Regions from separate parts of the Homo sapiens genome. Here region 1 is linked to region 2. Evidence: chromatin loops called from intact Hi-C (ENCODE). Cell type or tissue: GM12878. All regions are shown on one strand. Links, peaks and the distances in the headings refer to the core of each region. The heading gives the core; the rest is flanking DNA. Region 1 has its middle 450 kb from the start of KCNJ3. Region 2 overlaps LOC107985952 (a long non-coding RNA gene).

Region 1 (5,398 bases), core at 290-5,289, 70 kb after region 2:
AAATATTGAATGATACTATTTATAAAAAGATAAAGACATAAATACCTAGAAATAAAAATAAAGTGGTATAAGAGCTCTAAAAACAAAACAAAAAACATATAAATCACTTTTGGGAGAAATTAAAAACTAATTAGGAATAAGCTATATGATTTTAAGAGTTAATATTAAAAATGTTGTTTTAAAACTGATACATAGATTTAGTGCAATTCAAAACAAATTTCCAGTAGTTTATTTTATGAAAATGAATACATGGATTGTCTAACTTACATGAAAATGCAAAAAAAAGAATAACAAAGACAATTATGATGCAGGAGAACTTAGAACACTAAGTATTTCATCTTCATGTAATTACAGTGTGAATGAACAGTGAGGTATGGGTACAGATAGAGATAAACTCATCAATAGAATAGAATATAAAGAGGGACACCCACACATATATAGTCAGTTGATTGTAACATAATACAAAAAATTAACAAAAGAAAAGGATAATTTGACAAATTGAACTTAAAGTTAATTAAAATTTTATATCTTAAAAGACATCATTAAGGGTTAGAAAAGGCAAAAAATCAAGAAAAGATTATAGTTAAATGTTTGTGTATACACACACACATATATGTATATATAACAAATATTAAAAATTTATAAAAGATGTCTCAGGTCAACAATATCAAGATAAATAACCTGATAAGAAGATAGGCTACAGACTTGGGCAGGTGCTTCAAATAAAAGCCATCCAAATAATGCATAAACATGTGAAAAGATGTTTAACCTCATTCATCATTGGGCAAACAAATGTTACAACAATGAAATCCCACTGTATACTTACTGGAATAACTAAAATATAATAAAATACTAATATTTCCAAGTGTTGGTGAGGATATGGAACTCTCATATATTGATGGCAGGAATGTGACTTGGAACAATCCCTTTAGACAATTATTTGGCAGTATTTACTGAAGCTAAACATACATATATTTTATAAAGTAGCAATTCTATAATATATTGTATTACCTAATAAGATGCTTGCATGTGTCCATCAAAGTACATGCAAAACTATATCATCATGATTTATAATAACTAAAATGTCCATCAATATTAAATATAGTGTGGCATATTCATATTATAGGATGCTTCATGTCAATAAAAATAAACTGAAATTATGTGTGACAACACTGATAAATCTCAGTAACATAATGATAAGCAAAAACGCTATATTCAAATGTTACATACAATAAGATTTTATGTATATGCATTTCAGAAGTAGGCAAAGATAATTAACGGTGTAGTTCAAAGGGGGTAACAGATGATGGTAGAGGTAATGACTATGAAACAAACTTACCATGTTATGTTTTCAATGAGTAATAGTATATACAAATGTCAGGAATGGAACATGCCTTTTCTCTCTTTACTTTCTAATTTATTTTAAAATCAAGTTTTCTAAACTAGAGATTTGCCTTTGCCTGGTGGTAACAAATGAAGAGTATTTAAGAAAGGTTCTGAAAGAAATATGATCAAATATGCAAGCCCCACTGATCCAAAGCTACCTTGTTGAAAAGACATCTCACAAATCTGAATCAATGCATATGGATTCAGAACAATACAAGTCAGATTCACTTAAATTGTCCATCTTTTATTCCCCTTTAAATCAAATATCAATAACCTTGGGGAGGTGATGCTGGCATTCAAATTAAATGACTTCTGGTTTTTCATGTTGTAGACCCGTTTATAATCTTCCCTCGTCTCAATTAGCCAAATAGGGAAGAAGAGATATTATTAATTATCTTATCGATCCACTTGTCACCTGAATAAAGTAGAAACATAGTGATTTGTTTTGCTTAATATGACCTCAGGAATCACAGCAAAAATAGTCAAGCTCCCAACTGTGCTCATTCTCTGCTACAAACTAAATTGTATACCCAGGCCTGTTACCTCTCCTTCCCCCTTATCTTTTATTATGTGTTACACAGGGTGTAATTTTGCTAAAACAAGCCCTTTAATTATACATTGCCAAAAGTGTCACCTACTGTTAAACGATTCCTGTGCTGCAGACAGAAGAAACCATGAACCCTGCAAGGTTCTGAAGTTTCCATTACGTGCACAGACCCCAAGAACAGCTGTTAACAAATCTGTTGGTGGTTTTGTGTAAAAAGCAGCCAGGCTGTGCTCCTGCTGTACTTTTGGTCAGAGAAAGCAATTTGCATTTTGACAGGCTTCGTGGGCAGAAGAAAAAACAGCACAGGTATAATAATAGCTCTAAATGAAAGATTTGGAGCAATGTTTTACTAATATTGAAAGTTTCCTTAAATAATGAGCAGCAATTAGAGAAAAATTATCTCAGGAGAACAGCAATATTAAGACTGTTTACTGATAACATAGACGAGAGTATTATTTTAAGGAACTTTAAGAAAAAGACGTGTGATTTAATATTTTATTAGACTGTTTAACATAAATTTTATCAAAATGAAACAGAAGATAAACTTAGGTAGTAATGTAGAGCAATTTTTCCTTTAAGAAAACTTAATAATTATTTCAGTTCTCCATTCTCTTACGTTATAAAATCTTTATCTATTTTGAACCTATTTTCCCACATACTTTTAAACTGTAATAACTTACATGTAAATATAGAGTATATGTATTGCTGCCAACCAAAATACTTAACTCTGTATTGCAATTGCTGCTCTGTTTTACGATTAGACCTTAAACATAGTGATCTAGAATTGAGCATGGGCCTTGCTGAATTTAAATACTAAGTCTAAATTTACTGTCTGCATTACCGTACTTAAATTATTTTACTTTAAGTTCCTCATTAAGTAATATAATACCTTCAAAAAATTTTACATTGAACACAGATCTCAAAATAAAATAATTTACATTTATAAAATGTTAATAAGAAAGTAATGCTTTATTACTGTGATAGAAGTTGATTGTATTTATCAATATTTGGTTTTTCTCTGCTTGCTGGACATACTTAAACACATTCTACAGACATTTTGCTTCTGAATGGGACCACAAGACACAATTCTGGCTAATGGAATGTGTGTTGCAGAATGGTGTGCCACTCCCAGAGCTGACCAAAAAAGCAGTCTTAAAAACACTCTCTTCTCTCCAAGGCCCTAGAAATAGCAGACACAATACAAGGTGGGGTCTCCCTAATCAGAGCTTGGAAAATAGTTGGGTACAAAGGCCACACAACAAGGATCAAATGTATTGGACTTCACATAAATGAGAAATAAAATTGCCCAGGAGATTTTGAGGATAACTTTTTTTAAGTTACCCTTTGCTAACTGACGTTATTATGTAGATATTTAAGCAGAATATGCATCTATTTCTAAGAAAATATTCACTCTATATTAACTTCCTTAACCCATCAGGATGTTTTTTGTTGTTGTTATTGTTTTGTAGAAAAGCCAGAGAATTTAAACGCTCATGTAATAAATATTCTAGATGAGAAACTTCAAAAACAAGTACTAAAAAATAGTACTTTAACAACCGAAGAAATGCATAATTATTTTAAGTCTCTAAAATCTTATCCTAACTATCTGTTACATAATATTAAATAAGCAGATGATTTTAAGGAGATAGTTTTATTCTATTTGCATGTTTGTTGAGAATCCATGCTATGCTGTGTTGGGGTCAGAAAACAAGACCCTAAAATGAAGGACTCAGAAGCAACCTCACAAGTAAACGTTTTTCTCTGACCTTCTCCTGTTCTGCTGCTTCTCAGTCCCATTCTCTCCAGAGGCTAGCTGTAGAAACTAGACTCCCTCTTCCCTAGGGCAGGCCATTGAAACCAGAACTGCTTTTCCCCAAAGACAACCATAAAACCTAAAAACATTACTCCAACTTTCCCTCCATCTTTCTGTGTAAAAAGTGGCCATAAAGAAATTATCCGACCTACCTTCTTTGGCTGTAAGTCATAACACCCCATTTCCAGAAAAAGTCCTGCCCCCACTCAGAAAGGAGAAAACATGCATAGAGAGGCCAAGAAGAATGTAAACAGACAGGCCTTGCTGGGCTTCTCCTCTGTCTATTAACATTAGATCATATGCTTTGTATACAATTATATATCTACACAGCTGTCCATACTTTGTTGAACCTAAGCAAATAAATAGACTATTTCCCCCTATATCTCTGTGTCTTCATTTTGAAAGCTCTCATGTATACATGTTAAATAAATTAGTATGCCTTTTCTCCAATTTATCTGTTTTCTGTGAGTTGATTTGTCAGCAAACCTGCAGAGGGCCAAGCAGAACTTTCCCCTTTCCCCTTACAGCTGTTATTGTTAGGTACAGAGAAAGATGTAAATCTTTCCTCTGTAAAAATAAAAACAAAAATGGCTTATAAGTAAGTGTACTACTGATAGGTATTTAATTATCAATAAATAGTGTGTTAACTCTATAATTCTTGAGTATATGGTATCTTTCAGACTAAAACTCAATCTCTTTGCTCGTAGTTTTATTATGATATTCTAATCTAGTTGTAATATGATATATTGGATTAATATAGCTAAGCATAATTATTTTATAAAAAGGTTTCAGATAAAGTAATACATACATATTTAAAATATTTTCTTGGAAAATGAACTACAAAGCAATATGCGAAAGTGGAAACAGCTTTCTTGGATAAAACTTTTAAAATAATACTTCTTAAGTATGATGTAACATTTTTTTCTAACATAGCTCTATGTTGACTAGACAATATATTTAGAAGATAAAAAGATAATGATTTATTTTAGTGACTCTCTGTCTGACTAACACATTTCTCATTTACACATTTTCCTTGAAGCTCTCAAAACAGCAGCAGCCGCTACAAGGCCCTGAGATTTCCAAGGCGTACATCTGCATGGCCACAGATTTCATCTCCCTCCCATCTAATTACTTTGTTTTCTTTTTGTCTTCTGCTAATCTCTGTCGATCTAACTTTCTAACATCTCACAGCTCAATACATTCTTTTTGCCTCCAACTTGGTCTTTTTACCTGTGAATCACTTCCCCACTGAAGGTCTAACATCTTAGTCCCACAATGAGTACAGTTTTTTAGAAATGATATTTCCAAATTGCCTGTGGCAAACTCAAAGCTTGGCATGTGATCCTTTTCAATGCTGCAGCTTTGAGAAATATATAAAGGATCTTAATAAGCTTTGCTTTTGTGTAAATTCAAGCTGTAGTATGGATAGGAAGTTCCCAGTTGGTTCAGAGACATCCTAACTGATATTGAAAATACAAACAGTTAAGCCAGCAGTATGAGGTAGGCCAAAGATCAAGACAGAACAGATGGGTCTAGCGAGAGTTTAGTTCAGACAGTTGAGGATCAAAATGGCATAAATCCATATGAAGTGCAGATCAATCAGGTAGACTGAATAAACAAAGAGGAAAAAAAATCCCCAAAAGTCAAGCCAT
Region 2 (5,398 bases), core at 155-5,154:
ATAACAGTAAATTGAAACCAATTTTATTTCATATTTTTTATTATATACTATGGTAAGGATTTGGGGGACCTTGAATGTAAGATAATAATAGTATAATATAAATAACAATTAACCTTAGATTCAAGTAGAACTATTTTAAGTTCTGGTTTTGACAGCTATTAGCTCTGTGACCTTGAAGTATTTGTTTAATGCCCCTAAACCTCTGTGGCTCCAGATGCAGACTAAGAATAATAATAAGGAATCTATTGAGTTATTGGGTTGTGTTGTCTGAAGTCTTACTTAGAGTCACGGCTTCAGTATGGGAGGCTGAGTCAGAGGTGTTTCTTTTCTTTGTGTTTCTGCTTTAGTCCTTACAGCAGTATGGCATTAGCTCTGAGGATTAAATAGGATAATGCATGTGAAGCATGTCAAACACTGTTTGACAACTGGCAAATAGTCGAAAAATGCAAGCTTATCATTATTAACCTTAGTAATGATGTAATAAATACTTATTAAATTGAAAATACTTTAAAATAATGCTTTTTGTATTCTAACTTCAAAAATGTTTTAGATACATTGATGAGTATAAGCATTTCCAAGTCATAACAAAGATATAATTGAGATGAGATATCATATGTTTTTAGTGGGCCTGGTCTAAATTGTATTTTGTTGCTTCAGAATAACTCTCTGCAGCATGAGAAGTGGAAGAAGGGGTATAGTTTTGGTAATGTTAGTTTAGAGTGGCAGTAGTTTATGCTGGAACCAGAATACGTTTGTCAGGACATTCCAGAAGTTTCTGAACATGGGTGTCTAGATTGGACAAGGAGTCATATAGAGCCAATAGGACTGAATTAGAAAAGAGACGAGATCAGAAGTCCTACTGTCAGTATTATTATTCTTTTCTATATTTCTGTTACTTTAAAGAAATTTTGTGAAGAAGAGATAATAATTTCTCAAATTCTACAGGATTGATACAGGAAGATAGTTATATAGATATAGATAGATGGATGGATAGATAGATAGATATCCAAATGCAAAACTAGCATCTCCTAGAATTTTGTATGGCTATATAACAAAAACTACTCTGTTTTTAGAAAACAGCATCAGAGTAATATAGCTATTGGTTTTAGATTTGAATCTTCTTTGTGTACTAAACTCTTTGATGTCTGGGTTTCAACCATATTTTCTACAAGTCGGGAATGGTGCTATCTCATAGAGATGTTGTTAAGTGAATTAAATACAAGTTCTCAAAGCATCACACACTTTTTAAAGCTGAAGTTTGCCTATGTTCTTAAAAGTCTCCATGAAGTTGGGCACCTTTGATGCTGAAGTTACCGTTCTGGTTCTTCCTCTGCTCCCCATTCAGCCTCCACTGTATTTTCTCAGGCTCTCTCACCTCCCGCTGAGACAACTGGGCAGACCTGATGATGATCCTCGATCTTTATTCTTATTTCTTCCTCAAATTGCTGCCAGAATTATCTTTCTGAAATGGAGCTGGTAATTTAAATAGTAACGTGTATCCCAAATCCTCCTTTTAGTTTTATCTCCCACCACCATGCATTCTCCATGTGAGCTGCACTGGATTTTAAAGCATTTATGTGAATGCTCCAGGTAGTTTCACCATGTCCGTGTTTTTTATGCAATATATTCTCTTGGAATTAGCTATTTTTCCTTCTTAGTTTGACAGAAGTCTATTTATCCTTATGGATGTTCTGATATTCCTTTACTCTCAGTTTGTGGAAGGTATTTGCACACAGGGCTACAGCCTATTCCACTGGTTCTCTCTTGTTTGTTGCACTGCATATTTACACTTTCAGGGCAGACATTTTATCACTTGAGTTTTGCATTTCACATGCTTAGTACAAAACTTAGTTTAACATATGGGGTTTTGAATGACTTGAATTGAATAGTTCTAGAAATCAGAGAACTCTTTTTGAATTGTATTGAAAAGCATTTTCTTGTTAATTGTGAAATTCATAATAATTCCCCTTCTCTGTATATTGTGGTTGAAGTTTATCTGGTTGCATTTGCCTTAGAGATGAACAATATATATTAATGTTATTCCAAATTTAGTGGAAAATATGCCCACGTTCATATTTAACACTAGCATTCTTCATATCTCAGTGACACCTTTATTCTTTCTTATATGGTATATCGGTTCTAAAACAAAGTGTGAATAATAACATTTGGGAAGTCACATTCTGGTTCTTTATTAGGAAAGAGTGCTAAACTGGTGAGAATAGGAAGGCTTTTGTTTGTAGCTGCTATCTTTCACAATGCAATTATCTAACATCAATCACTTGGCTAATAGGATGGTAACTTTCAATCATTAACTTTCCTTGAAAGGAAATGACTTCATAAGAACTGCAGAGATAATTAGAAGCAAGAAGTCTACTTAGATATTAGAGAAAGGACAAATTTGAAGAATTTCAGAATGTTTGTTAAATTCTCCTTTAGATTCACACAGCCTATTCATTGTTCTTAACAATAATTCTTTTTAAGGACATCAGCATATTGGTAAAGTTATACAATAACTTTTGGAGGTTATTGCAATGCACCTCTTTATTTGTGTAATAGTTTGTGTGTGTGTGTGAGTGTGTTTTGCACCTAAGTGGCTAAACAGAGGTTTCAAAACATGTTTTTCTATGGAAGAAGGAAATGATGAAAAACTAAATGAAGCAAAACAGATATATTTGCCTGGCTTTTTGAAACGCAGACAGCAGAATGTCTTTTCTCCCTTTCCCTTCCTGTCTTTCTTGTCACCAGGATATAGTGCAGTGCTGTGATCATAACTCACTGCAGCATCAAACTCCTGGGCTCGAGCAATCCTCTGGCCTCAGCCTCCTCAGTAGGTGAGACTTCAGAGCCCAGCTCTGTACATGTGTGCCATCATGCCCAGCTATGAATTTCACTATCAATTACTATGTTATCATAAACCGAACCCACTAAGCTTAGGCTATAAACCCAACACATTAAAAGATATAAACTGTGAATTTATGCCTCTTCACTCTGTGAGAAGACAAAATTCTAAATTGAAATGTTAAGACAATTAACATTTACAATGTTCTAAGGAAATTATCACCTTTTTTTATAACATGAAAGACAGTACAATCATTATGAAGACAAAAGTACCAAGTTAAATAAAAAATAATAGATAAATAAAAAGATACAGTATCTTGGAAATGGACTTACTGCCTCTATAAGACTCTTTTCAAATCTATGTTCTATCATGTACTAACCATATAGACTGGACAAGGTATTTATTCTCCTAGGGTGATAGTTTCCTATTGTGTAAAGAGATGCTAAGTTTTTGGATCTAATATGTTTGGTTGTAGTGAGGGTTAATTAATTAGCATCATGTCCTGCACATTGTAAATACTCAATAAATCATTACTATTTGGAAGAAATGGCATTTTACAACATGCTTAGCATTGCAATTGATGATTTCTTGTGTTTCCACTGAAACTTAAGAAGACATACCAGATTAATTCCATCAGAAACATATCTATAAAATATGACACATATGTAAAATGAGATACATATATCATATATAAAATAAGACTATTCATTACAATATTGGACGAATTGCACTTGAGAACAAAAAAGCATATTCTGAATAAAGAAGATTTATAAGTATGCCACGTATGCCTAAATTATTTTATTTTAAAAATGGAAACAGTTTATTTCCTCTGATTATAAAAGCAATAAAATTATGATGTAAAATATTAATTAGGCAGTATATAAAGATATAAAGTAGTAACTTTTATTCATACAGTTCAGATATTTCCACTGTCTCCATTTATTGAATGACCACTGTAGGCTAGATGTTTTTCTATGAATATGCAAGTACATGTCTTTAATGCAAGATTATTTTTATTCATAGTTTTATACATTTTATTTTAATATGTCATGAATTTCTAAATAATAATTTATATAATGATGTAAATATTTCAATTTTGTCACCATCAAGATCAAGTATATTACCAAGTTCACAGAAAGTGTTCAATAAATATGCATTAAGTGAATGAATGCCTGAATGTTTGAGCCATCACACTCTTCCTTGGCAGTGAACATAGATCTACAGTATTTTAATGAAAAAAATAAATAAATTATATGGATACACATTGATTAACTGATCTACTCTTGAGGAACATTTACATTGTTTCGACATTTTTTCTACTTTGAGTAACATGACAATGCAGTACATTAATTTACTTACACTTCACTTGGCCAATACCAGAAATTGAGATTCAGAAAGCTGGTGCACCAACTGGCAGCCACAGTGTTCCATCACTTTAACTGCAATCTTAAATCTAAAGATCAAGCACTAAACACCAGAACTGTTGGCTCTGGAGTCACCACACATTTGCTTGACAAGGGGCTACCTTGCCTCTTGTATCTCTTTTCTTCTCTTCTTTCTTCTCTTCTCCTCTCCTCTTTCCTTCCCTTCTTCTTTTACTCCTCTCTTCACCTTATTTCTCTTCCTCTTCCTTGTTTCTTCCTCATTCCCCTTCCATGCCTTTCATCTTTCTTCTCTCTATCTTATTTCAATTCACTTTCCAATTCAGATCTACATGAAGAAATCGGATGAAAGAAATCTAAATCACACATAGGTCCCTAGCTTCAATGAACTCAAATAGCATGTTTCTTTGCTTTCTATCTCTGCAGTAAAGGAAGGTCCAATAAAAAGGAGGTTGGGATGGATGATGGATAATCTATAATGGTGAATATTCCACACCTTCTAGCTCTGACTTTCCAGCCTTAAGTCTACAGTAAAAGTTTTGCTGTGGTTTATGAAAATTTCCGCAACATACTTCCAATAATTCTCTCTGGTCTCTTGAAAGGCAATTCCTGTTAGCATCTGATAGTTTCCTTTAATTTGGTTGAAACTGTATGGTATGTGTCAGTCACTCCAGGTTTTGAGGATGCCATTGAGGGTGTTTCCTCATACAATCATGAAATAATGGAAATTTATTTCTCTTCACCTGCTACATTTATTTCTTCAGGACACAGAAAGCCTGTTATTTTCAGATAACTTCCGTGCTATTCCTTTACAATCTATTTTAGGAAAGTGGTTACTCAGATACTTTTTACCAGAAATCACCAATTTAATTTAACAATTTGGTGACGCTAATTTTTTTTCTGTGTTTGAATGTGAGTTTTGCCAACTATAAAAACAAATGTTCAGCTTCTAAATTAGGGACTTGTAGAGAAATGTGTAGATCAGAACCAACAATAAGTCCATATTTAAGTGGACTAAATGGCTTTTAAATTGAGACTTTTAGATCAAGATTTCTCAGCCTCAGCATCATTGACATCTCAAACTGGAAATTTCTTTGCTGTGAGGAGTAGTACCTTGTGCAATGCAGGATGTTTAGCAGCATCCGTTGCTTTTACCCAGTACATACAAGTAGCACCC

Evidence for each region. A loop is a pair of places that touch in the nucleus more often than their neighbours do. Peaks named below come from ENCODE experiments on the same cell type or tissue, not always from the same donor. Only the 100,000 strongest peaks of a DNase experiment are listed, where the experiment ranks them.
Region 1: a loop joins it to region 2, with 2.9 times the contacts of the local background. A loop is called at or near these places in 2 of 110 quality-filtered maps.

The regions. Positions count from the first base shown.
Region 1 is chr2:155,142,681-155,148,078 of GRCh38, reverse strand. No RefSeq gene overlaps it. Among named protein-coding and RNA genes, the nearest start is that of KCNJ3, 450 kb to the right of the region's middle. RefSeq lists an enhancer at 1,929-1,988. In GM12878, for the core only: a CTCF peak has its summit at 2,186; a DNase peak (open chromatin) is centred at 2,118; H3K4me3 peaks cover 730 bases; H3K27ac peaks cover 1,620 bases.
Region 2 is chr2:155,212,401-155,217,798 of GRCh38, reverse strand. LOC107985952 (a long non-coding RNA gene) reads right to left here. Exons shown (of 3, transcript XR_001739745.1): 3 at 4,469-4,549. Among named protein-coding and RNA genes, the nearest start is that of KCNJ3, 520 kb to the right of the region's middle. In GM12878, for the core only: no CTCF peak of the experiment used is centred there; no DNase peak of the experiment used is centred there.